Regions from separate parts of the Homo sapiens genome. Here all the other regions are linked to region 5. The links are chromatin loops, found by intact Hi-C in ENCODE. Cell type or tissue: GM12878. All regions are shown on one strand.

Region 1 (5,000 bases), 350 kb before region 5:
AAAAAATCTCTACCTAGCCCATTTTACTATTAATATATTTTTTAACTGCAAAAAAGACAATTAATTCAACAACCTTAAAAAATATATCAATCACAATTTCCTGGGGTGGGGGTGGGCAGTTGAGGCAGTGGATGAAGAGCTATTGGTCAAAGGATACGAAATTTCAGTTAGACCGGAGACATAAGTTCAAGAGGTTAACAATGTACTGTATATTGAAAATTGCTAAGAGGGTATATTTTAAATGTTCTCACCAGTTAAAAAAGAAAAAAAGTAAGTATGGGAAGTAATGGCTATGTTAATTAGCTTGATTTAGCCATTCCACAATGTATACATATACAGAAACATCATGTAGTACAACCATAAATGTATTTGTCATTTTTAAATAAAGAAATAGGGCTGGACACGGTAGCTCATGCCTGTAATCCCAGCACTTTGGGAGGCCGAGGCGGGTGGATCACGAGGTCAGGAGATGGAGACCATCCTGGCTAACACGGTGAAACCCCGTCTCTACTAAAAATACAAAAAATTAGCCGGGCGTGGTGGCAGGCACCTGTAGTCCCAGCTACTCAGGAGGCTGAGGCAGGAGAATGGCATGAACCAGGGAGGCGGAGCTTGCAGTGAGACAAGATTGCGCCACTGCACTCCAGCCTGAGCGACAGAGCAAAACTCCATCTCAAAAAAGAAAAGAAAATCAAGTAAGCAAGCAAGCATGACAGAAGTCAAAATCAAAAACAAAATCTTCCCCACTATACATAAATGAACTCAAGTATTCAGAAACAAAATATGAAGGACTAGGTTAAACTCCGACAATAAGAGCACAGATTTATCATAGGGAAGATGTGCCCTGCTTTTACCTTGCTGTATCACAAGATACCCTATATTCTTCAGAAATGCTGCAGTCTCAAAGGAAAAGATCATCCATGGGACACTTTATTGGAAGCTTTTCTTGTTTACCAATTAAACTATGACTTCATGTTATCACAACGCTGACAAGGTGTACAAACTATGTAACATTTTGCAACTACAGGACAGTCTGCCTTTCACATATCACTTATTAATCTCCATGAACTATTAGCATCAGCCATTTTTCAAGGCTCTTTATCTTCATTTTAACTGCAAAAAGGAATTGCTTTTTCCAGGTTCTTGAGGATTCTTTTCATTGGTGAAAAGCGGCATGTAATGTTACAAAGAATAACCCAAAAAAAGCTTTCAGTTATGAATGTATTTTCCTATATCATGAATAGTTCTAAAAACGAGCTTCAGTTTGAAAAGAGTAACTTTGAAGTCAGATTTCTCAGAAATCTTTTTGTGAAAACTGAACAACTGGATGTTGAATGATGTGTAAAACTACTATCTCACAGTGAAGGAAATGTCCAGGGAAGCTGTGGGAAATTAGAAATGATCACCATAAAGAAAAATGAACACCAGTTTAGTAGGAAGGAGAAGGGAAGACATCAGGAGAAATATTTAAATCTTTAATTCAACCAACTTGATACTGAAGCCCAACTTAGAAATTTAAAATAGTATGATTTAAAATTAAACAGAAAAATTATTTTACTCTAAGTCACACTGAAACCCAGTAAAATGTTTACACTCTTAAAAATACAACCTACTAGCTCCAGATTAACTAATTGCAGTGGATTGCTAACATATTAAAATACTTGGTGTACATTCTGCTTCTTTCTAAGCTTCAATGACCTGCAGTAAATTGAAAGCTTCCTAAAATAACATCTAATTAAAATTCTTGACAGCAGTTTGAGATTGCAGTACAGCAAATAAAGTCCTGCTCTCACCTTGTTTACTTGCCATCTGTCTCTCTTTTAAATGTCAAGTACCAAACATGCTACAAGAATTCCAGTTATTTAGGCTTTCCAGTTATTTTAATCCCACATAAATGACAGTTTACAATAAATGCATACAAAGAAGGATTAAACTTGATGCTGGAATGATGCCACACATACAGTAGAGGAAGTAAATAAAGAATAGTTACATAATGGAATGTTATCTGGTACACAATACATCTACACTGATCTTCCAATATAAAGGTTACCTCGAGTGATTAGAGGTAAACACTGCTTGCCTTTTGTGCCTCACCTCTAAAGCTTTACTTCACAACCTTAATTAATCTCTTGATAAAGATGTGGGAAGACCACCATGTTACACAACTCTCAGAGGTACCACTTCTCTTAAGAAATAGTAAAAAGGTTATGACAGCTCTGTCTAGTACACCTTTCCTTCACTAATGGTTTCTGAAATCAAAAGATCCTCTCAATGAAGTCCAGCAGCCCCATCCTCTCTTTCTAACACGCTTACCTGGATCAAAATAATTTAGCATAGTTATCTGTGTCTAACATGATCTCCCAGGAAATGAAGTGTGGATTTGGGAGTGTCCTCAATCTTGCTATAATAAATAAAAATTAAATTTAATTGTGTAAGAACTATCCAGATAAATTTTAAAAAGTAATTCAAGGAGGTTCCCAAATTAGTCTGGGGACATACCATGAGCACCCCGCAGAGGCAATATGAAACAGGAGTTTATCTTAGGGCTGGGTTTTGACCTCCAGAGTTATAAGAAAAGAAAAACTATTTCACAAATATTTACGGGCAAGTTTCGGAACCACAGTATGGCCTGAGAAATAGGGCAAATATGACGGTTTCTTACATGAAGGGATCATGGCCAACTAAAATGGTAAAGCTGAGATTACTGACATCCCACACTAGTTAACTTACAAAAACACACAAAACCACCCCCACCCTTGGTCTAGTGAGTCAAAACAAACTGCTGACAAACCCTAACAGCTATGTGAGGGGGCGCAACGATAATACACAGTGAGAACACACATGCCTCTGTTTTCCTGTCAAGTCTAAGTCTGCATGGTGGATGTAAGAAAACAGCAATTCCTTTCTTTAAAAGCCCTGCCTACATATTCAAAATATCTCAGATGTCCCTCAAAGCTGATATGCTCACATCAAAACAAAACAAGACCAAAAAAAAAAAAAAATCATTTATAGCAAGAATATTAGATCCAACCCTCCGACCTTTACTTTAAAAGGAAAGAAAAAGAGATAGCAGTTAAGCAATACATAAATACAAAATAGCCTTAGCTAAAATTTAAAAACTAGTTTTCAAGTTTGGAAATCTTCATCCGTATTAAGGAATTCCGTCAACAAGGACACAAGACAATTCCCACAATAAGACTTAAAAAACATTGTGCACGCGTATTAATGCACTGCCTCAAGAGTCCTGAATAATATAACAACCATCTGCTGCACAGCAAGCTATAAAGAGGATGAAGCACTTCTGTCAATAATACATACCAAATGAAACTGGACTATTCATGTCGAAAGCATAGATTTTTGGAGGATTCCCCAGTTGCCGAAAAGTCCTGTGTATTCAGGGTCATAAGTACAACACATCACAGAAACAAAAACAGTCTTTGAAGAAATGTTAATATAAGAATAAGAGGAAGTGAAAACACTCATTGGAGCTCAGATACAGAACTAATAAGTCAATAAGAAAGCTATGCAATATGCTCATTGCTTTGAGTAGTTTGTGAGAGTAGGCAGAATGATGTGAATTTTTTAGGAATTTATCTTACAGGTACTAAGTGTAGCTACAAGGACACTCCATTAAAGAAGTACTTGTAAACTGTAGTAATTTCATGAACTTTGTCCAAGAATGTTATTACAGTAAAGCTATTTTGAGAATACATACAGTTAAGAGTTGCTTTGAAATATATTTATAATTAAAACATAAATAATAATGATATTACTATCCTTATAAGCATTTTCTTTTCTTCTAAAATCGCCAGTACTCATTCCCAAATGTGAAGAAGCTGACATTCAGAGTGTACCTACAAATTCTAAAAACAAGCCTTCAGACACTTCAACACTTTCCATTGTAACATCTCTCTTCTGCCTCCCTCCAGGCCCCAGCAGCTCGTAATCTAGGAATACATCAGGATTTTCAAATCATCCTATAGTAATTCTAAAGAAATAACCATATATTATTATGAGTGTTTGCCAAGTATAAAGCACTGTTCTGGATACCATGGGAGACACAGAAGAGACATAGCCTATTACCTTTTTTTTTCCTTTTTTTCTTTTTTTTTTTTTTTCTGAGACACGTTCTCACTCTGTCACCCAGGCTGGAGTGCAGCGCCATGACCTCAGCTCACAGTAGCCTCAACCTCCTTGGCTCAAGCAATCTCACCCATTTCAGCCTCCAGAGTAGCTGGGACCACAGGCATGGGCCAACACACCTGGCTATTTTTTTTTTTTTTTTTTTTTTTTTTTTGTAGAGATGGGGTCTCTCTGTTACCCAGGCTCCTAACACCATTTTAAAAAGATAACAATATTTGACAATATATCATTAACTGCCACATGAAAGGCCTTGATAAATGCTATGGTCAGAAGGAAAAGACACATTTTAGCTAGAATGATCAGAAAATCAGAGCCAAGATGGGCATGGGGATAGAGTGGGAATGTTAGCTATGCCAGTAATAAGAAAGAATATCTGCATAAACTGGAAATAGGAAAGGGAGGAGAAAGGGGCAGGATAAAAGGCTGGCAAGCAAAGGTAAATTCCAAGGATAGTGATTAGGCTAATCTCAGAAAAACATAAGAAGAGAATTGCAATCCATCTTTTCCAACAAAACTTTAAAAACCTTACAGAAATGTATCCTTCTTTTTTTTTTTTTTTTTCTGTCGCCAGGCTGGAGTGTAGTAGTGTGAACTCGGCTCACTGCAATCTCCACCTACCAGGTTCAAGCCATTCTCCTGCCTCAGCCTCCTGATTACAGGCGCATGCCACCACACCCAGCTAATTTTTGCATTTTTAGTAGAGACAGGGTTTCACCATGTTGGCCAGGATGGTCTTGATCTCCTGACCTCTCAAAGTGCTGGGATTACAGGCATGAGCCATCACGCCCGGCCCCCTCTTCTAAGTGACTCGAGACTGGAAGTGGATTCCTCTGGTAGTATAAAGGAAGCTTAGTAAA
Region 2 (5,000 bases), 72 kb after region 5:
TTCTTAAGGGAGTTCTAAACATGGAAATAAAGAACAATACCAGCTACCCTCCAAACACACTTAAATACATAGCTATGAAGCAACTACACAATAGAAACTAAATTACAAAGCAATCAGGTAACAACTTCATGATAGAAATAAAACCTCATGTATCAATATTAGCCTTTAATGAAAACAGCCTAAACACCCCACTTAAAAGGCACCAAGTGGCAAGTTGGATAAAAACACAAGACCCATACATCTCCTATCTTCAAGAGATCCATATCACATGTAACAACATCCACAGGCTCAAAGAAAAGGGTTAGAGAAAAATTTATCACTCAAACGATAAACAAAAATGAGCAGGGATTACTATTCTTATATCAGATAAAATATACTTTAAACCAGTAACAGTAAAAAAGGACAAAATAGGTCATTATATAATGATAAAGGGTTCAATTCAACAGAAAGACTTAACTACCTTAAATATATATGCACCCAACTTTGGGGCACCACAGTCATGTAACAAGTATTTCTATACATATGAAAAGATGTGGAAAGCTACCCAATAATAATGGGGGACTTCAACACACCACTGACAGCATTAGACAGGTCCTCAAGGCAGAAAATTAACAAACAAATTTTGGAGTTAAATTTGACACTTAACCAGTTGGACCTAACAAACACCTCCACTCATCAAACACAGAATATATATTATTCTCATCTGCACATGAAACAAACTCAAAGATCAACCACATGCTTGACCATAAAACAAGTCTCAGTTAAGTTTTTAAAAATTCAAAATTACATCAACCATACTCTGAGACCAAAGGTGAATAAAAATAGAAATCATTACCAAGAAGATCTCTGAAAATCACACAATGACAGAAATTAAGTAACTTGATCCTAAATGGCTTTCAGGTAAAAAATGAAATTAAGGCTGAAATCAAAACAGTCTTTGAAATAAATAAAAACAGAGATATAACATACTAAAATCTCTGGGATGCAGCAAAAGCAGTGTTAAGAGGAAATTTTATATTGCTAAATGTCTACATCAACAAATTAAAAAGATCTCAAAATAACAATCTAACATCACACGTAGAACTAGTAAAAACAAGAACTAATAAAAACCAAACTTAGCAGAAGAAAATAAATAACCAAAATGAGAGCAGAACTAAATGGAATTTAGACCAAAAATTCATACGAAGAATCAATGAAACCAAAAAGTTAGTTGTTTGGAAGGATAGACAAGATTGATAGAATGTTAATTATATTAACAAAGAAAGAGAGAAAATCCAAATAAGCACAATCAGAAAAGGCACAGGTCACATTACAACTGATCCTACAGAAATATAAAGGATACTCAGATACTATTATAAACATCTCTATGCAGAGAAGCTAGACAATCTAGAGGAAATTGATAAATTCCTGAAAACACACAACTTCTCAAGTTTGAATTAGGAAGAAATTTAAACAGACCAGTATTGAGTTCCAAAATTGAATCAGTAATTTAAAAAACATACCAACTAAAAAAAAAAAAAAAAAGAAAGAAAGAAGGAAAGAAAAAGGAAAAGAAAAAACCTTGGACCAGATGGATTTCCTCCAAATTCTACAAGATATACAAAGAGTTGGTACCAGCTCTACTGAAACTATTTCAAAAAATCGAGGAGGAGGTATTCCTCCCTATCATTCTACAAAGTCAGCATCATACTGATACCAAAAGGTGGCAAAGACACAATAACAACAAAAGAAACCTACAAGCAAATATTCTTGATGAACATAGATGCAAAAATCCTCTACAAAATACTTGTAAACCAAATCAAGCAGCACATCACAAAGTTAATTCAGCACAATCAAGTAGCCTTTAATCCTGGGATGAAAGGTTGGTTCAACATATAAAAATCAATGAATGTTATTCACCACATAAACAGGATTAAAAACTAAAACCATATGATCATTTCAATAGACACAGAAAAAGCTTCCAGTAAAATTCAACATCCTGTCATAATAAAGACCCTCAAGAAACTAGGCATCAGAAGAACATACCTCAAAATAATACAAGTCATGTATGACAAACTCATAGACAACATCATACAGAACAGGGAAGTTGTAAGTGAGACAGCCAGGTGGGAGGGGGCCCCTAGAGGAACTCTAACCAGCCTGCCCACTGGACTGGAACCTCAGAAAGTTTGCACCCTTTGCAATGCGGAGGAGCCCAGCCCCTCCTCTTCCTGTGCGGAACCTGAGATTCAAATAGCCAGGTGGGAAGTGCTCTAGCAGGGTACTCTGGCCGTGTGGAGGATCCGTGTCCTTTCCCCACCCGCCCCCCGGCCCTTTTCACCCAATAAAACCCTGCTTTACTCACCCTTTAAACTGTCTGTGAGCCTAAATTTTCATGGCTGTTGGACAGACAAGAGCCCCCACATTTTTACCTGAACTAAGGAAAAGTTATGCAACGTTTTTGCCGCAAATGAGGGGCTCCAGAAGTGGTGAGTGAAATGGGAACTCAAAACCTCTCACTGTGATTTCTAAGCCTTTTCAACCTCAGACGTCTGAACTTACAAGAAACTGCACCCCCACTCCTTGTCGCTTCTGGGGTTTGAACCCCCATCCCTCTCCACTCCTGGGGGTTGGGGGCCTTTTCATGGCCTTTTCCTTCCTTTCTCAGGAAGAACCAAGGAGCAACAGCTCTCAGCCCCTCCCACCTCCATGCTGGGGCTGGGACGCGGTGCCCAAGGGTCCCACACAGCCAGCAGGCTGGTTCCCAGCCATGCTGCAGCAGCTTTCCCCTTCCCCAGCCAAACGGTTTCAACTCCACGGGACAGTAATTAAACTTTTCTCCCCAGCGGAGGAACCACTTGCCTAAGAATAAGAGGTTCTTCCCCAGATATTTTTAAACTGTTTCTTTTCTTTCCCCTACTCTACCCCATCAACAAATTAACCTTTAAAGTTTTTTTGGTTTTGTTTAGCAACCCTGCCTTAGGGAATGGTTCTTTCTGGTTTGATATCTGCATGTGGCCCTATCTCTTAAAGGGCCCCATCCAGCGACTGACTTTTCTTCTGCTTGTCTGTGTGTGCTCTACGTATGATGTCTGTAAAAAGAGCTCCCTGGCCAGCATGGTGAAACCCCGTCTCTACTAAAAATACAAAAAATTAGCTGGGCATGGTGGCGTGCACCTGTAATCCCATCTACTCTGGAGGCTGAGGCAGGAGAATTGCTTGAACCCGGGAGGCAGAGGTTGCAGTGAGCTGAGATCACGCCACTGCACTTCAGCCTCAGCAACAGAGAAAGACTGTCTCAAAAAAAAAAAAAAAAGAAGAGCTCTAATTACTTTGGCGTAAAGAAAGACAAGTGCCTGGATCTAATAATTTTAAGAAATAAAAGCTATGGTACCTTCCAGTTCTGTGACTGTAATCTTTGAGAAATAAAAACAGCCCCAAGGACTATTGGTAAAATGCAGGCCGGATGCAAGGTTTGCTAAGTGTTTTGAGGTTACGAACTGCTTTTTGGGTTTTGAGAACTGTCTGTCTTGCCTGCTTCACAATTGGTAAGGCCTGGGGATATATGGAACTAACCATGCCCTTAACTAAGAAGGCAAACCTTGACTGTAGTTAGCACATAATTAAAGCTAATGTACCAAGTTTTACCTTAAAGTTAACAATTGCTAGGAGTTACCATTATAACATGTAATTGAGACTACTGAAAACAGATTTACATGCAAGGTGTATAAGAACAGTAAAATCGTGTGTGTGTGTGTGTGTGTGTGTGTGTGTGTGTATGTGTTTTGTAAAAGGTTATAAGAAGACATGGAAATGTAAACTTTGGCCTAGGGTTAAAGGATTATATTGAGTTAAATTAGGAAAAAGCTGAAGTTTCAAAGAAGTGGTGGAAAAATTTTGGAAATTAATCTTGCAGAAGAGGTTCTCAGTGTGAGCATATTGACTAAATTAAAAAAAGTATTACATGTTTTTTCTCAATATAAATTGAGCTTCAAAATAAAAGCATAACAAGGTTTTTCTAAGGTACTAATCTTCTCTTTGGCAAAATTTGTAAAGGGTTATCAAAGGCTTTTGCTTCTTTAAAATTTCTGAGTCATCATTTTGGCAAAATAAATAATTTATGGTAATCTGGATTTCTATTTCGTAATATCAAGTGTTTTAAATCTTGAACATTTAACAGCATTCCCCAAATCAAACTTCAGTTTCAAAATTGTCTTCCCTGGCACCTGGCTTTTCAAATACTTCGGAGAGCCACTGAAGTGTCCGGAAAAGAGAGGTAAGCAGGATTATTTCACAAGTTTAGGTACATGGGATTGCCAAAATTATGCTCAATCTTCTTTAGGTTATATTTTTGTGAATAATGCTAACATATGTCCCAAAATTGTATGGGATTTCTAAAATTTTAATGTATAAGTGTATGCTATCAATCATAATTAAGGTTGTTAAGTTATCGTAAACCACGGAGATAACCAAACTTTGTTGTCAATTGTGTTTTTGACTGTGACTACCCTGGACATTTTGCTATTCACAGATAATTATTGTCTTGTTTTAATCCTTTTCAAAAGATGGTTTATAATTGGCTATAAGATTTTAACAGGTGCTCTCAAATACAGACTTCCGATAACTTTGGATACTGTAACATTTTAATAAAGGAAAATGAGCAGGACTTGTGAAGAGCTGAAATGTTTACGAATATCAAGAAAAACAACAGTTAATTAAATAGACTGAACTCAGGAAGCTGAAGCAACCTTTTTGACTTTTGCTTGGAATATTGCTGATCCTTCTTTTTCAGAGTCAATGAAACTTTTGAACTATTTACAGCCTTTAATAATTAAGTAAGGTATACACTCCTGTAATCAAGATTTGGAGCATGTTTGTTTCTCTCTGCCTGGTTCCTCTAGAATTTGGAAACGATGAGTATTCTTATGGCAATATAGTTGTTTGCATTAGTGCAATAAGAATCCAGTTTTCGTTAGAATGGCGATCATTAAAAAGTCAGGAAACAACAGGTGCTGGAGAGG
Region 3 (5,000 bases), 150 kb after region 5:
GAAGCTGGAGGAAAGAATAATTTGTTCAATCTGAGCTGGCACTTTTATCTTTTCTTTGGTCTTTGCTGTTCCTGGTTCTCAGGCCTTCATTCTCTATCTGGGTTTACACTATTAGGCCTCATGCCCTGGTCCCCACTGTTCTCAGGCCCTACTATTTGAACTGAGTTATACCACTGGCTTTTCTAGTTCTCAGGTTGCAGACAGCAGATTGTGGAACTTCTTGGCCTCCATAATTGCTTGAACCAATTCCTATAATTGTCTGTCTATCTATCTATGTAACTATGTATCTATCTATCTACCTACCTACCTACCTACCTCCTGCTGGTTCTGTTTCTCTGGAGAACCCTGACTAAAGTATTATTCCAAATAGCTATTTTGGAAATTAAATGGAAAATAAAACAGCAGAATGCTTAAAAGACCATGTATTAGACTCACACAATCTAAGTTCAAATTGCCTCTGCCATGGAGTAGTTGGTAATCTTAATCTCTTTGTAAGCTTCTTTTTTCTCATCTGTGAAATGGAGATAATAATAATGCCTTTCACATATGATTATTTTGAGTATTAAATGAAGTACTAATCATATATAGTAAGGATCATTTAATACAATGACATATATTGCACCATGCAACACAATAAATTTTAGCTGTTATTATCATCCAATGTGAAAGTTGAATGTTACAATTTTGCAGTGGATTAGATTTCTCTCTTCCTTGGAACTATTCTTAATAATTTGAACACTAGAAATTTACCATTCATCTTACTTCTTAGTAGAGTATTTTAGAACTTGCAAAGGTTTTCTTAGTTGACCAGTATTTTATCTAATTACTATCATTCTATTCTGCCCTATAATCACTGCCTCTACCCATACTTCTATTCCTCCTAATTATAAAAAACTTCAACTTTCTACCTTTTAAAATAATCTGACACTGTGTCTGAGCACTCAGATTTTAAAACCATAATAAATAAATTTTAGCAGAATTATTCCAAATATATATAATGTATTTAATTGTCTTCACAAATGAAAATGTTCTGGACATGGTTTGAGTCTTTACTCATGATGCAAAACCACTGCCATGAATACCATTTTTTTGTGCTATGTTTTAACAGGGTGCTACGTTATTACTCAAGTAACCCTAGACAGCCCTAATAACACTAGAACTATTACATCAAATTGGTCCCATTACTTTTAAGGGTTCGAATTGGCAGTTCTTTTTTTTTTTTTTTTTCTATCTACTCCTTTGCTTTCTTGCTGTTAGTGCATTTTTTTGTTTTTAGTCTAATGCTGACATAGTCTAATGTTAACATAGGGAAGATCTGGTATATAACGAAGGAATCTGGCTTTCTTAATTTATTACATGTTGGCCCTTATTTATCTCTTTGGAGTAAAGTGAATGGGCTTTGTGATAGACATTTCCTTGGTTGCCAAGCTGTTAATGTTGGTTTGTTTTTGTTTTGTTTTGTTTTGTTTTGTTTCTTCACTTTGCACATATTTATTTGAGCTAAAGCATTGAGCAGGACTACCCCTATGCAATAGAGTTGAGAGGGTGACTGTGCATTATGGAGTTTACAGAATGTTGAAAAGCTCCCACTCTACACCAATTTGAATTCCTCAATAGTTTCCTTACATATCTACTGAGATGCTAGAAATTATAATGTCAGGATGTAGTTTTAACACTTTCAGGTTTACTGTGTAAAATAGTCTATTACAGGTAGCAATTTTAAGAAATTTAGATGACGAAGAACTGAGCATCTTAGATATCTCTGAACCAAATACATTGTATTTTCTTTTTACTTTTGTTCATATTGTCTGATAAAGGATTTTGGAATTGAGAAATGATAACTGGTTACCTTTACAGTGGAATGTTGAGCATTATCTCAAGGACACTTCTGGGGTTACGGGATTCTGTAAGAATAAGTGCCTTTCATTTTATTTAACTATTTTGCAACATTGTGGAGATAATTTGTAGAGAGATGATGGTGATGCAGATAGCTCCTGTTAAGAGAAATGCAAATGAATTTTGTGTGGTGGAGATGAAATTCATTTCTAGACTGCTGAAGACACCACTTTTGTATGTGATAGCAAATTTATTTCAGCATTCTTTCATGCTCATATAGGCACTATTTTTTACTTTTTAAAAATTGCTTTTTACATCTTATGGATTTCCTAAATAATGAAAAAGATAAAAATTAGTTATGTAAGATCTTTGATGCATATCTATTTTATATTTTATAAGTCATGATTTGACTTTTGAAAAAATTATTCTTTAACAATTTTACTTCCTCTATCTGAGGTAGTTTCTCTTCTCACTATTTCATCAATTTTATCATTTAACACTGGGCTCAATGTATATCCTCTTAATGAATTTCTTTCTGATCACAATTCCGAGTTATTATGGTAATTAACACTAGCAAAAGTTATCTATCACAACATTTTTATAGTATTCTTTAAACCCTTTATTGTGAGATAAATGTAATAAAACTGTGATTGTTTCATCCTTGTACTTGAATATCTAGCTGGGTGCTTGGTACATGACAAGGATTCTATAAATCACTATGGCCTACTGGCACCCATCTTGAGCAAGCTAGCACTATGAACCACAGAGAGTAAGCCTAGGAATCTCTCTGTCCCCAACTCTGCTCCCATGCTTGCTTCTCTACCCTGCACCTGAGATTCACTGCTATTCAAGGTCACCATCTATTGGGGGAAATCAGCAATTGGCAACTGCCAGGCACCAAGTAGTGGAATCTCGGTCAGGAAATCATCAACTCCATGAGTCACCACGCCTCTAGCCACCTGCCTAAGTTGAAATGACTGGGCTTTCTGGGAAAAGAAGGCATACAAGGATCTGGGTATGACTGGGACAGAGACTAAATCTGACCAAGGTAGCTGCCACTCCACCCCCAAACAGGCCCCTCCACCTCAGGATAGTTTCTCCTGGTTTGAAGAATATCTCCAGCTGACTGCAGCAGTTCAAGCTGGCCCACCGCCATTCACAGTCTATCCCAGGCAAACGGGATAGGGCAAGGCAAGAGTGTTCTCTCTTTATAAGTAACTAGGTATATAATGTCTTCTACTTTTCCTTTGGGTCTGCAAAGCTAAATACTTTTACCAAAAAAAAAAAAAAGTTTACTGATCCTTGCTACAGATTATTAAATTTTAATTTATGACTTGTCTTCCTCAAAGGATTATAAACTCCTTGAGGCAGCAAAAAGTATAATTGTCCCACCATGCTCAGTAATTATTAGATGATTAATTGTTTGCTTTCACCAATCTATATTCTTTAGCATCAAAATCTTCTATTTTTCCTCCATTTAATCCCACTATAAGTTGACAACTTTGAAAGCTACTTATATTTCAGAATAAGAGATAATGATGCAGGATTATTACTTATCTGACATGTTTAAAGAAAACATCAAAAAATTAAAATAGAAGTGTCATATCTATTAGCTAGCAATGACAAAAAGAAAAATACAAAAGAGGCCACAGGTCGTATAAAAAATTTTTAAAAGAAAACAGAATTCTAAATTAGGATTTATTTCACTCCAGGATATTAAATATTTCAAGAGTTTTGAAAGAAACTATCTTCTCCCTTCTGAGGTCTCAATCTATTTGTCTCAGCATGTTAGACATTGAGCCCTTGCCTGTCTCACCTGTTCTTCGCCTCCCACAAGGCCTGTGACTCAAGTGTACCACATGTGAAGTGTAGTCATGAGGCAACTGCTCTAAAAGACATTATTTCATTGACAGATGCAGTGTGCCCTAAGGATTATAGAAACTACTGCTCATGTTTTACTAATTCTTCTGGTCACTAAGTAGACCTCCACCTGTATATCAAGAAAATGACTTATGCCATCATCTGATTTGTGCTAGTCAATCCATTCTGCATTCCTGGACTGTAAGATCATTTGTGCTCAAGGTAAATACTAGCTGTTCTCAGGATGTGTTTACTTCGGGAATTTTGGAACTGGTTGAGGAAAGGTCTCAGGTGAAAGGTATTGATAAAAGAAAAGCTTTATTACATTTATCTTTTAAAGAATTTATTAAAGCATTCAGTGACTCATGAATCAAGGCAGCTTCAGACCACAAGTGGTTAGCACTCTGCCAGGAGGGGCAAAAGGGGAAACTTTTCTGAAGGGTTTGCAGAAGCACGACAAACAAAACAACTTTGGTTAGAATGGAAAGTTCCTAGTTAGAAGTTAGTTAGTAATTTCTTTTCTTTCTTTCTTTCCTTTTCTTTGGGGGTTGGGGTTCTTATTTCAGGTGCTGTATTTGAAAATATATTATAACACAAATACATTGTATAACTTCATGTAAAATGGATCTGGTTTTCCAATATGACAGGGTACAAGTCTCAAATCTAATTCTCCACCTCGCTTTCAGTCAATGATAGCCTCTGTTTTCAGAGAAAAGAACACCCTCATTCGCTTGCTCCCTCAGCTTCCTGGCCAACAATTCACTATCTTGCCTGCATTATTTTCCATCCCTTCGAGATTTATTTCTGTCCATGGAAAGTGGTGTTTAGTCCTTTATCTAAAGTTACTCTCTTCCTAAATTGGTTTCCTTACCTTCTGCTCCCCATTTTTTTCCAGCATCTCCATTCTCTCCTTCTTTGCTTGCTTATTCCCACAGTTAGTGATTTCTGATTGGTAGAGTTACCCTAGTTTCCATTTACTGTTTACATTGGGCTTTGATTTGTTCACCAAAGAATTTGAAGTGCCAGAGCCACCCCAGTCTAAAGGTCTCTAAATTCGATTAAAAAAAAAACAGTATGTTTAAATGAAAAAGACTAGAAAACAACATATCTGAGAGGATGATGTATGATGACTTTTCACAATGAAACTCGTCTGTCAGATGGGGTTTGTGGATATCTATTACATGTTATCTCCTAAATATCTGCAGGGAGGACCCTGTGCATAGTCACATGGAAAGGCACATTCTTTAAAAATGTTGATTGTAAATATTCAGATACATCCAATGTGCTGGGAGGAAATAATTATT
Region 4 (5,000 bases), 120 kb before region 5:
CTTTAAGAGAGTAAATATTTATCCTTAAAAGAGTAAATATTCATCCTTAAAAGAGAATGAGATCCAGCTATTTGCAGCAACATGAATGGAGCTGGAGATTATTATGTTAAGGGAAAGAAGTCAGGCACAGAAAGACAAACATTGCATGTCTTTACTTACTTGTGGGATCTAAAAAACAAAACAACTGATTAACATAGAGACTAGAAGGATGGTTACCAGAGGATGAAAAGAGTACTAGGGGTATAGGTGGGGAGGTGTGGATGTTTAATGGGTACAAAAAAATAGGAAGAAAGAATAATATTTACTATTTGGTGGCACAACAGAGTGACTACAGTCAATAATAACTTAATTGTACGTTTAAAAATAACTATAAGAGTATAATTGGATTGTTTGTAATATAAAGGATAAATGCTTGAGGGGATGGATACACCATTCTTCATGATGTGCTTATTTCACATTGCATACCTGTATCAAAACATCTCATGTACCCATAAATGTATATACCTACTATGTACTCACAAAAATAAAAAAATACATATATTAACAAAATACACTACATATGATCTGACCAATATTGAGTGCACAGGTCTAAGTTCATTCTTTCCTCTTTTAGTATAGATTAGGAGTTTATGAATGTTTTTGGTAACCAGTTGCATATATTGGCTTATACTGAGTTTTAGGTAACTAAAATGCTTATTTCTTTTTCTAAGTGAATTATTTAACTGATTTACTTGAAGAGTAATGCAGAATATTACATTTATTAAATTTTACCTTGCTGGTTTTGGCCTTGATCTTGACTTGATAATTCTGGATTATTTGTTATCATCTGTGTACTTATATAGAAATATAAAACAAGAAGAAATAGTGAGTCTTGCTGTTCCAATAGAAAATAACCTGTACGTTGTCTTAATCCTCTTTACATAAGATTTTTTCAACTGGCTACAAATCCAGTAAGTTCATATATTGTTCTAGCTTATCTTACATGGACAATTCCTCAGATGCCTTGTTGAACAGACTGTCATGTCTTTACAGTATCCATACTGCTTCCTGGTGAGTACCAGCTTAACAAATCATGTATTTAAAATCCCACTCTAAATGTTTTCATGTATGTGTGTCATAGTTTTGGACCCTCTTTCTAGAATTCAGATTTATTATAAAGAGAATTCATATTTTATCTTTTTTGAGACCAACAAGATAGGTTTTAAACCTAACCAAACTATCATTAATAGCTTTTCCATAGTGATGTATGCAAATTCCTTCCCACACCTTGGACTATATAATTCATGATAAATTGCATGAGGGATCTGGGGCTTGAATCTGAATATAATAGTGTGATTTTAATTGGGGTCACTTAGAATGTTTGTAATATCAGTTAAATGACTTACATTCTTCGTGACTTGGTCTATAAGGATGATGAATATGAAAGCACTGATCGCAGTAACTATCAACCTTGGATTTAAATATATATACAATATATAATGTACCCATCTTTACACTTTTTCCTAAATTCAGCCAGATAATTAATTTTATGGAATATTGCTAGATAGCATATTTCCTCTACCTCCCCATTCATAGTACCTTTGGGAATAACTACTACTAGTCACAACTAAAATATTAATTAAATGGAAATTTGGCTAGACATCATGGCTCACACCTGTAATCCCAGTGCTTTGGAAGGCCAAGGAGATAAGATCATTTGATACCAGGAGTTAAGAGCAGCTGGGGCCACGTAGGGAGACCCTGTGATATGGTTTGGATTTGTCTCCACCCAAATCGCATGTTGAATGTTGCAGGTGGGGCCTAGTGGAAGGTGATTGCATCATGGGGGCAGTTTCTAATGGTTTAGTGCCATCCTCCCAGTGTTGTTCTCATAATAGAGTTCTCACAAGATCTGATTGTTTACAAGGCTGTAGCACCTCTTTTCGCCCTCTCTTTCACCTGCTCCAGCTATGGTGTGAAGCACTGGTTCCCCTTTCACCTTCCTGTCATGATTGTAAGTTTTCTGAGGCCTCCCTAGAAGCTGAACAGATGCTGCCATGCTTTCTGAACAGCCTGTAGAACCATGAGCCAATTTAACCTCTTTTCTTTATAAATTATTCAGTCTCAAGTATTTTTTATAGCAATGTAAGAATGGACTAATACACCCTATTTCTACAAAGAATAATAAAACAGAATTATCTGGGTGTGGTGGTGCATGCCTCTAGTTCTAACTACTGCACTCCAGCCTGGGTGACAGAGCAAAGCCCTGTCTCTAAAAAACAAACAAAAACCAAAAAAGGTGGTGGGGGAAATACTACCTAAATTATAAAAAATTAATAGCATCATCTACATATAGACTCAAAATTCTTGGAAAAACTCACCAATGGCTTGTTCATTTTTTCATGCAGTGTAGTGAGGTTTGAGATACCCTTACTTCTTTTTTTAGTCTCTTAGCATTTCCTAGAATTTTAATGCATGTGCTAAGCCTAGGAATTTTCTTTTCAGTTATTCTCATTTGAGTCCCAGTCCTTCTCTCTTTTGGCACTGGCCCCAGATCATTGTTTCCCTTTCCTTGCCAAAGGTTACCCATTACTGCTTACTTTCTGTGCCAATTCTACAACTGAAATATTCTTGTTCACAAAAGCTCTAAGTCACCAGAGGGTAGGCCTTAACTCATTTCAATGGCAATTTCCATCATATTTCTGATGTTCTCATATCCTTTTGTATTTGGAGCAGAGACTATAAGTGCTTCAACATACCATTTTAGAGTATAGTCACAAATCCATCTAACTACATATCGTTTTAGAGATTAGTACTATGTTTTGGTAGAGTTTCAGAAGAAAAAACCACAGCTGACATTAAGATTGGCAAAGCTTTGAACAATACAGCTATAAATAATTCTTTCAAGGGTGTCCTCTGTTATGAGGATAACACCTTCACAGCCTATCTGTATGTCATTCTCTCCAAAGTGGTTTCATACTTTGGTAAGCATCTTTCTCTTTCCCTTTTGACGTCTCCAGGCACTCAGTTGCAACACATAGAAGGCCATGTTTTGAAGAATGAAAGCAATTTTCGGCCCAGAATTCTGGCTTGCTTTCCCTATCATTTTCTCTTAGAATTGAGTAATCTTTGAATTGTTCCAGAAAATATGAAAATGAACACTGTCAGTGTGGGACCCTGTTCAACACACTTAAAGATTTTGAATCACAATCTTGCTCATGTTTGGGTTTTGCATGCAATTTACATCAGACTAGAAAGATGTACGTAATAAGGATGGCAATGGCCTTCCTATTTGATAACAATAAAAACAATAATTGTTTTTTTATTTTTCCTAAAGTGAAAATTCTTTAAGCCAATTGATGGAACTAGGGATTATTGGTATTATTAAGGTATTATAAAGGGAGTGTTGATACAAACCTAATCTTTTAAGTAAAATATTGCTTCAGTGGATTGAACTGGAGATTATTGGTTATACAAAGGGCACAATAAGGCTGTGTGTCTCTGTTACAAGCCTAAATCTTTTTAATAAAGTATTTTAGACCACCATGTTTTCACATTTGCTTTTGAATAGGTAATGGCTACCATTATGCTCTTTCATGATAAATTTTCAGAGTGATCCCTAAAGGCCATTGCATTAAAATATGAGAGTGAGTGGGAGTGATCTGTACCCTTGACTCTTATTTTTATTAGCATTAGATGATTCCTCTTAATACTTTCCACTTGAGTGGCCATTATAAAATTATAACTTTTCGGATGGAAATTTTTTAAATCACAGAAAAAAGAAATGGAGTGTACAAAAGTGGAAACTACTCATGCAGGAAGTGCCTTTCTTGCCTGGGGAATGCTATAATTTTCTGGGAAATATTGTCATAAAACACTTGATATTTTTAGAATGCTTTTACCATCAAAAACCTGCTACATTTTAACACCGCCTCGCTCCTCTTTTATTGCAAAAAGAAAATTCCAAGTTTCATATGTTTTAAATAAATGATTACCTTCATGCTCTCCTTTTCTTGCTTCCCATTCTCTGAGTTTGTTATTACTTGGGTCTTTCCTTGGCTTTTTGTGGAGAATAAGGTTGTGCCTGGCATACATCAAACATCGACAGCAAGTGCATTAAGTCTTGGATGTGAATGGCGTCATTTCAGCTGATGATGTCAGCCTAATGAGCACATATCCTGACTTTTGAACTTTATTAAAGCATTCCAAATTTATGTCTTTCATATATATATGAAAAAAATGTGATTTTTAAAAATATGAATAATCAGTCTTTAAAATAGCGGGCCTTCTAAACACAGAGAAAAATTAGTGTGATCACTACTCTCACAAATTTTATTTTAAAATAAAATGATAACAAGGACAAGAACAAACAGGGACTTTCTGATTCTGAGAATGGAAACCCACATACAAGCCCTCTAGGGACAGTGTACGCAGATAAAAACAGTGAGAGTGGAATTTTCCTGAGTTTTATTTCTATAAATAATTAACCGAATATACTTATATAAATAAATACTTCCCTCTGGGAATTTCAGCATCATTTGAAATTTCTGAATACTAATTTTGGTTTTAGCCTCTACTCCCTATTCTCATTTTTGGCATATTTCTCTCTCCTTGTCTTTTAAGGAGAAATCTTCCATTTTCTGAAAGAAATAAAAGAGAAATTGCATAATAGTCAAAACTAATGTTTGTTATTAAGAGCAAAATGGAATTACTATAAAGGGAGGCATGACAAAGAGTCAGGGAAAAATAACTTTACCACTGAAAATCCACAAACCTCTGGGGTTACAATTCCTAGGGAATCCCTCTGTTTCATTTTAATCTTGGGCCTTTATTCCATCACACTTTTCTTAATAAAGGAATATCACTAAACTACTAGAAGTAGCTTTTATATCAGTCATATTCTCTTCATTTTTCAATTAGTTACTGTTTTTGTAATATTGTAGAGAAAACCATGGGAGTTAGCCTATACTTCAACCATCAAGAAGTCAAAGAAAAGTCCAGCACTTTGGGTGGCCGAGGTG
Region 5 (5,000 bases):
TACTATTATATTTGTACGTTATATGTTTCACATTTCCGCAGCATATTTTCTTCATTGTTGCTAAGGGAAAGAGAGCAACTGCAATCTTCTATGATGCCAGGAATAGGCTTCATAGATGAAAAGCACGTTTATGAGAAACTTTAAGATAAACTGAATTTAAGGCCTCTTCCATGTGAGTTCTCTTACTTAACATCTTAGCTCCTCAACTTAAATAGAAGGCACATAAATTACTGATGTTCCCACACACTGACTAAAAGCTGGATAGGATTTGGGTTTGAGTATCAGAAGAATTGAGTTCCCTTCTGCCTCGCAATCTGAATCCAGTTCATTCAAACCATGCTTTACAAGAATGAGTTTCTTATTCTTATAAAAATATTTGCAATGAAAATTAATTAGTTTACAACCATATTTAAAACCTTGAAAAATACTGTTTTTGCATGATATCATTATTAATTATTGTATTGCAGCACCCAGCGTGATACCATGCTTATGCAGATACTTTACAAATATTACTTGATGGTTTGATGATTTTGTATGATTAAAAAACACACAAAAAGTTGGCTTTCATTACATGGAATTTAAGGACATATAAGAGTTTGCAAGTAAAAGGTATATATTCTTGCCATTTTTAATTGCTTAACTTTTATAAAACATAGTTTATGCTCTTTTCTAAGCTTTTTAATACTATGCAGAATCGACAGACAAGCTTAAATTACAGTCATATTCAATTACTAGCAGAATATACAATAAGAATACTCATAACATCATAATTGCTAAAACTTATTGATAACATAGTATGTTAGTCACTATACTAATTGCATAGATTCTCTTAAATGCTACAACTACGAATGAGTAGGTAGTAGTATCATTTATACTTTCCCAATGCGGAAAAGGAAACTTAAAGGCATATTTAAGGTCACAAATCTAATTAAGTAGCAGAGCTTGAACTCAAACTCAAAGTTAATCTAGGGGGGTTGAATTTAAGGGAGTTATCATTAAATACATCAATACAAAAAAAATTCCAATATTCTCTCTCTAAGGTTGCATAACTCCCTGTGGCTTCCATAGGCTATTTGGAAACAAATGTGAATATACATGGTTTCTTTCTGTCTATTCTTTGGCTAGTTAGAGGTTTCAGCAGTTCTTACCTGCTTATACAAAAGGCAGACAGATACAATTACAAGGGCGGTTTGAAATAAGTCCAGAATCTTCCTACCCACTGACCATGCAGAATCCAAACCCTTAATATGCATAATGAAGGCATTACTTCACTTTACTTTGTAATTTCTCCTAAAACGCACACAAACCATTACCTCATTCAAAATGGCTTGGATTGAAATAGCTGATTTAAACTGATGTTTAAATCTTAGAACGAAGCCAGGCTGCTGTCTGTGTAAGAGGCTGCACTGCCTTATTACTGTTTTATTTTGATTATATCAGCAAGTGAGAATCAATAGGTCAGACAGGACCTGTGAATTGATGTTTATTCATATGCATGCCTTCCAGCTGAATGTGATTAGAAATGATAGTGTCATTATGTAAGTGCTAATAGTACCTAAAATGTTTGAATGCTCACTACGTACTGAGCACTAGTGTACATGCTCTACATGGATTACTTCAAAACAACCCTATGGGCAGGGACGGTTATTGACCCCATTTTACAGGTGAGGTTAATATCACTTTGCCCAAGGGTCGGCACCTAGCAATTGGCAGTGCCATGCAGGCATTTTTACTTCAGAGTTAGCTCTAAACATCTAAATAGTCTTGGCATGAAATTCTATTATTATTGGAGGTCAAAGGGCATGACTACATTGTAAGCAGTACAATGGAATTGTTTTGGAACCTGAAGTCTCAGCTTCAATTTCTAGTGCACCATTTATCAATCGGTGTCCTTGGGCTAATTACCTCATTTGCTAGTGGAAGATAATAGCATTACCTACCTCACAGGTTGGTATGAGGTGGATAAATTAATTCATATGAAACATTTTAGCATAATGACTAAAAAATAATAAGTACTCAGTTATTATTATGTGAGTTACCTAACTGGCTCCATGAGTTGATTCAGGCTCTAAAAATAGGCAACAGATGCATTAGGCAGCTTTGATTGCTTTCTGTAACTTGACATAGCAGCTTTACGTTACTCAATGATTTAGTACAATTTAACATTTGTAGAGCTCCTTTCTCACAAAGATAATTGATCTCACCAATCATCAGCCAACTTGTGAACTGGCTCAGAATGAGAAAACCCATAAATTTCAGATGCAGAAACAGGCAAGCAGTGAAAATTCTTGCCTCAGGACACACTTGAATTCAAGGAGATTTGAGGATTAGCACCAAGGCATGTTATCTAACCAGAGAAAACACATCTCTTCTGAAAGTTCCTGATAGCCTGAGGACTCAAGGAATCAGACACCCAATGACTCCAGAGAGAAGGAAATGACACCTGAGAAAGAAAATGACACCTGAGAAAGAAAATCTGGCTAGTCTTAGATCTTGACACAGACTCTTGTTTGATGCTGGATATGTTCCAACTACATTAAAGTTCTCTACACTAGACTTGCTCAATTGTCTTGGCAGACTCTGCCATAGATGAGACATCAAGTAATCCATGCTGAGTAGAGAGAAGAAAAACAGTAACTGTAACAGACTAGGTTTCATTAACCCAAGGGTTCTAAGAAAAAAAAAAAACGTTGTAGAAAGCTTCCTTTTTGTGGCAATCTAACAAATTTTAGAAGAGAACTTTTTTATTAACTTATTTTTTGCCAACTGCATTATAATATGTAAGCTGACAGCTATATTTTTATAAAAATAAATTCGTATGTGCATTTTTATGGTACATGGGCTTCAATGGCAAGATGCTTCATTAGGCTGCTAATCTTATCCATCTCACTGGGTCTAGCCTCCCTCCCATCTCCCACCTCCCCTAGATCTATACGCACCTCCTTCTTTACTCCCCCAACTAAAAACACTTGTTAATATCACTTCACTGGGAACTGAAACAATGAGTTCAGTTTCATGAGTTAGCTGAGATAAATGTGGTGGGAAAATTTTTCTTTCTAAGTAATTTAAAGATATAGATACATTCACATATATATTCTTTGATTTATTTTGAAAGAAGTTAGAAAATAGGAGATCATCAAATATATAAACTTAATAGTTCAGTTTTCACTTAAAAAGTTAAAAAAAAAAAAGAAAAAGCCATTTTGTAGTAATCAAGACATTTTTGAGGATAGGACTTGGGCAGAGAGAGTACAGTGGTATTCTATAATCTGTGGTTTCTCTTTCTGTAGTTTCAGTTACCCATGGTTAGTTGCGGGTTTAAAAGTAGGTGAGTATATTACAAAAAGATATTTTCAGAAAGAGTGAGAGAAACCACATTCACATCACCCTTACTGCAGTATATTAATTGTTCCATTTTATGATTAGCTATTGTTATTCATCTCTGTGTCTAATTTATAAAAGAAACTTTATCATAGGTATATATGGGTAGGAAAACACATAGTATATGTAGGGTTTAGTACTAACCATGGGTTTAGGCTCTCAGAACCTATCCTCCATATAGGGGGATTACTGCATGCTACATGCTTGGATGGGATTTCCAATCTCATTTTCTAGTTTAACTCTAACCTTTCTGTCGCATTAGGGTGGAATGTTCTTCTCTAAAACACATGAAGTAAATGAATGCTTGGTAAAGATGTTCATGTTTAATTATAACTGGAAGTCAGACCTGTCTTAGGCAACATAATGATCAAGGTGAAGTTCATCCCTGCTGGCTTCCCATCTACTTCTGCCAGAGCCACTTCTTCCTTCTGACCCTCCCTTTGTCTTCCTGCCATCCCTGATTCTTGTCAAGGGGATAAAGTGTCGGGCAAAGCAAGCTTAAGGGTTTTGCCTTTCAAAGGAGATTTCTTCAAATTTAGAAAATGAAAACATTTTTCAGGAGGGGACCACTAAACCATGAAACTATATAGCTTGGGCATCAGCAATTTAAGTTTGAAATAAAACAGTGTTTAAATTTCAGTTTTGACACTTCTGGGTTTTATAACCATGGGTAAATGACTTCAATCTCTTTTGAATTCTTTGTCTGAAAAGAAATAGGAATAGCAATAGTAGCTATCTCTGTTGAGAGTTGAGAATACGGGGAAACTAGGTATGATGCCTATTTAACCCATAACAAAACGTCAATAGTCAGTAAGGCTGATAATTTGCAGAAAGAGTATCTGACTTGTACCCCTTTAAATAATAACATTTGGGACCACAAAAGTCACTTGCTGGTGAGACTGCCCACCATACCAGTTATAGATTGTCATAACTTCAAGGAATCTTAGAGGTCAGCCACTTCAAGGTACTTAGAAAAAGGTACCTGGCTTATCAGCCAGATAAACCAATTTTTCCACGGCCACATAGGAGTTGAGAGATTGAGTCATGTCTCTAACAGGAACTTCTTACTGCAGTTCTAATTTTTTTCACTTGTAGTTCTAATTCTGTTCACTTCACTGAGAATTCTTGAGTGTATAGGGAGCTGATGATGACAACTTTCATTTTGAAGTAAAGTATTCGTAATCCTTAAAATGTGTATTTTGCTTAAGATTTAATGTTAAGACTCAAATTCTCCATTTCATTTAAACATTTATTGGTTTGGTGTTCACTGAGCATCATTTTTGTTAATTTCAAAATAGTATCATTCATGAGAAACAAAATAAGTTTATGAAATTACTCCCTTTTCTAAACCTAAATTTTGTTGAAGAGCAGAGATGAGGTCCAATTCTACAGACACAGACCCATACACACACCCTCCAACCCCCTACACACAATGTAACACATGAATATTCCAACTCTAGAAAGCATGCTGTTGCAAGTTGCTATTTGAGTTCAGGAAAGAAAGAAATTAATATATGTTTTTGTAGTTATTGTTTTCGTGCATTCTGAAGCACATTTTGAAGTCCAAATAAAAGATATCTGTTGAGTGGATCCAACCTTTAGAAAATAGGTTCGCAAAC

The links. Peaks named below come from ENCODE experiments on the same cell type or tissue, not always from the same donor. Only the 100,000 strongest peaks of a DNase experiment are listed, where the experiment ranks them.
Region 1: a loop joins it to region 5, with 5 times the contacts of the local background. A loop is called at or near these places in 2 of 110 quality-filtered maps.
Region 2: it touches region 5 in a loop (5-fold over the local background); 2 of 110 quality-filtered maps call a loop at or near these places.
Region 3: a loop joins it to region 5, with 2.3 times the contacts of the local background. A loop is called at or near these places in 6 of 110 quality-filtered maps.
Region 4: it touches region 5 in a loop (2.1-fold over the local background); 3 of 110 quality-filtered maps call a loop at or near these places.

What each region holds. Positions count from the first base shown.
Region 1 is chr3:105,833,981-105,838,980 of GRCh38, forward strand. All of the region lies in intron 3 of CBLB (Cbl proto-oncogene B), which reads right to left. Among named protein-coding and RNA genes, the nearest start is that of CBLB, 33 kb to the right of the region's middle. In GM12878, a CTCF peak has its summit at 2,523; DNase peaks (open chromatin) are centred at 2,751 and 3,351; H3K4me3 peaks cover 1,460 bases; H3K27ac peaks cover 3,258 bases.
Region 2 is chr3:106,253,894-106,258,893 of GRCh38, forward strand. No RefSeq gene overlaps it. Among named protein-coding and RNA genes, the nearest start is that of CBLB, 390 kb to the left of the region's middle. RefSeq lists an enhancer at 2,807-3,166. In GM12878, no CTCF peak of the experiment used is centred here; DNase peaks (open chromatin) are centred at 2,158, 2,568, 2,888 and 3,548; H3K4me3 peaks cover 4,627 bases; H3K27ac peaks cover 4,410 bases.
Region 3 is chr3:106,330,303-106,335,302 of GRCh38, forward strand. No RefSeq gene overlaps it. Among named protein-coding and RNA genes, the nearest start is that of CBLB, 460 kb to the left of the region's middle. In GM12878, a CTCF peak has its summit at 2,707; DNase peaks (open chromatin) are centred at 2,729 and 4,127; H3K27ac peaks cover 1,240 bases.
Region 4 is chr3:106,065,999-106,070,998 of GRCh38, forward strand. It overlaps LOC105374026 (a long non-coding RNA gene), which reads right to left and starts at 4,185. Exons shown (of 3, transcript XR_924310.3): 1 at 3,975-4,185; 2 at 772-833. RefSeq lists a silencer at 2,424-2,718. In GM12878, no CTCF peak of the experiment used is centred here; DNase peaks (open chromatin) are centred at 1,923 and 2,972; H3K27ac peaks cover 350 bases.
Region 5 is chr3:106,181,744-106,186,743 of GRCh38, forward strand. All of the region lies in intron 2 of LOC105374027 (a long non-coding RNA gene), which reads left to right. Among named protein-coding and RNA genes, the nearest start is that of CBLB, 320 kb to the left of the region's middle. RefSeq lists an enhancer at 2,663-2,712. In GM12878, no CTCF peak of the experiment used is centred here; DNase peaks (open chromatin) are centred at 2,478, 2,944, 3,338 and 3,630; H3K27ac peaks cover 3,690 bases.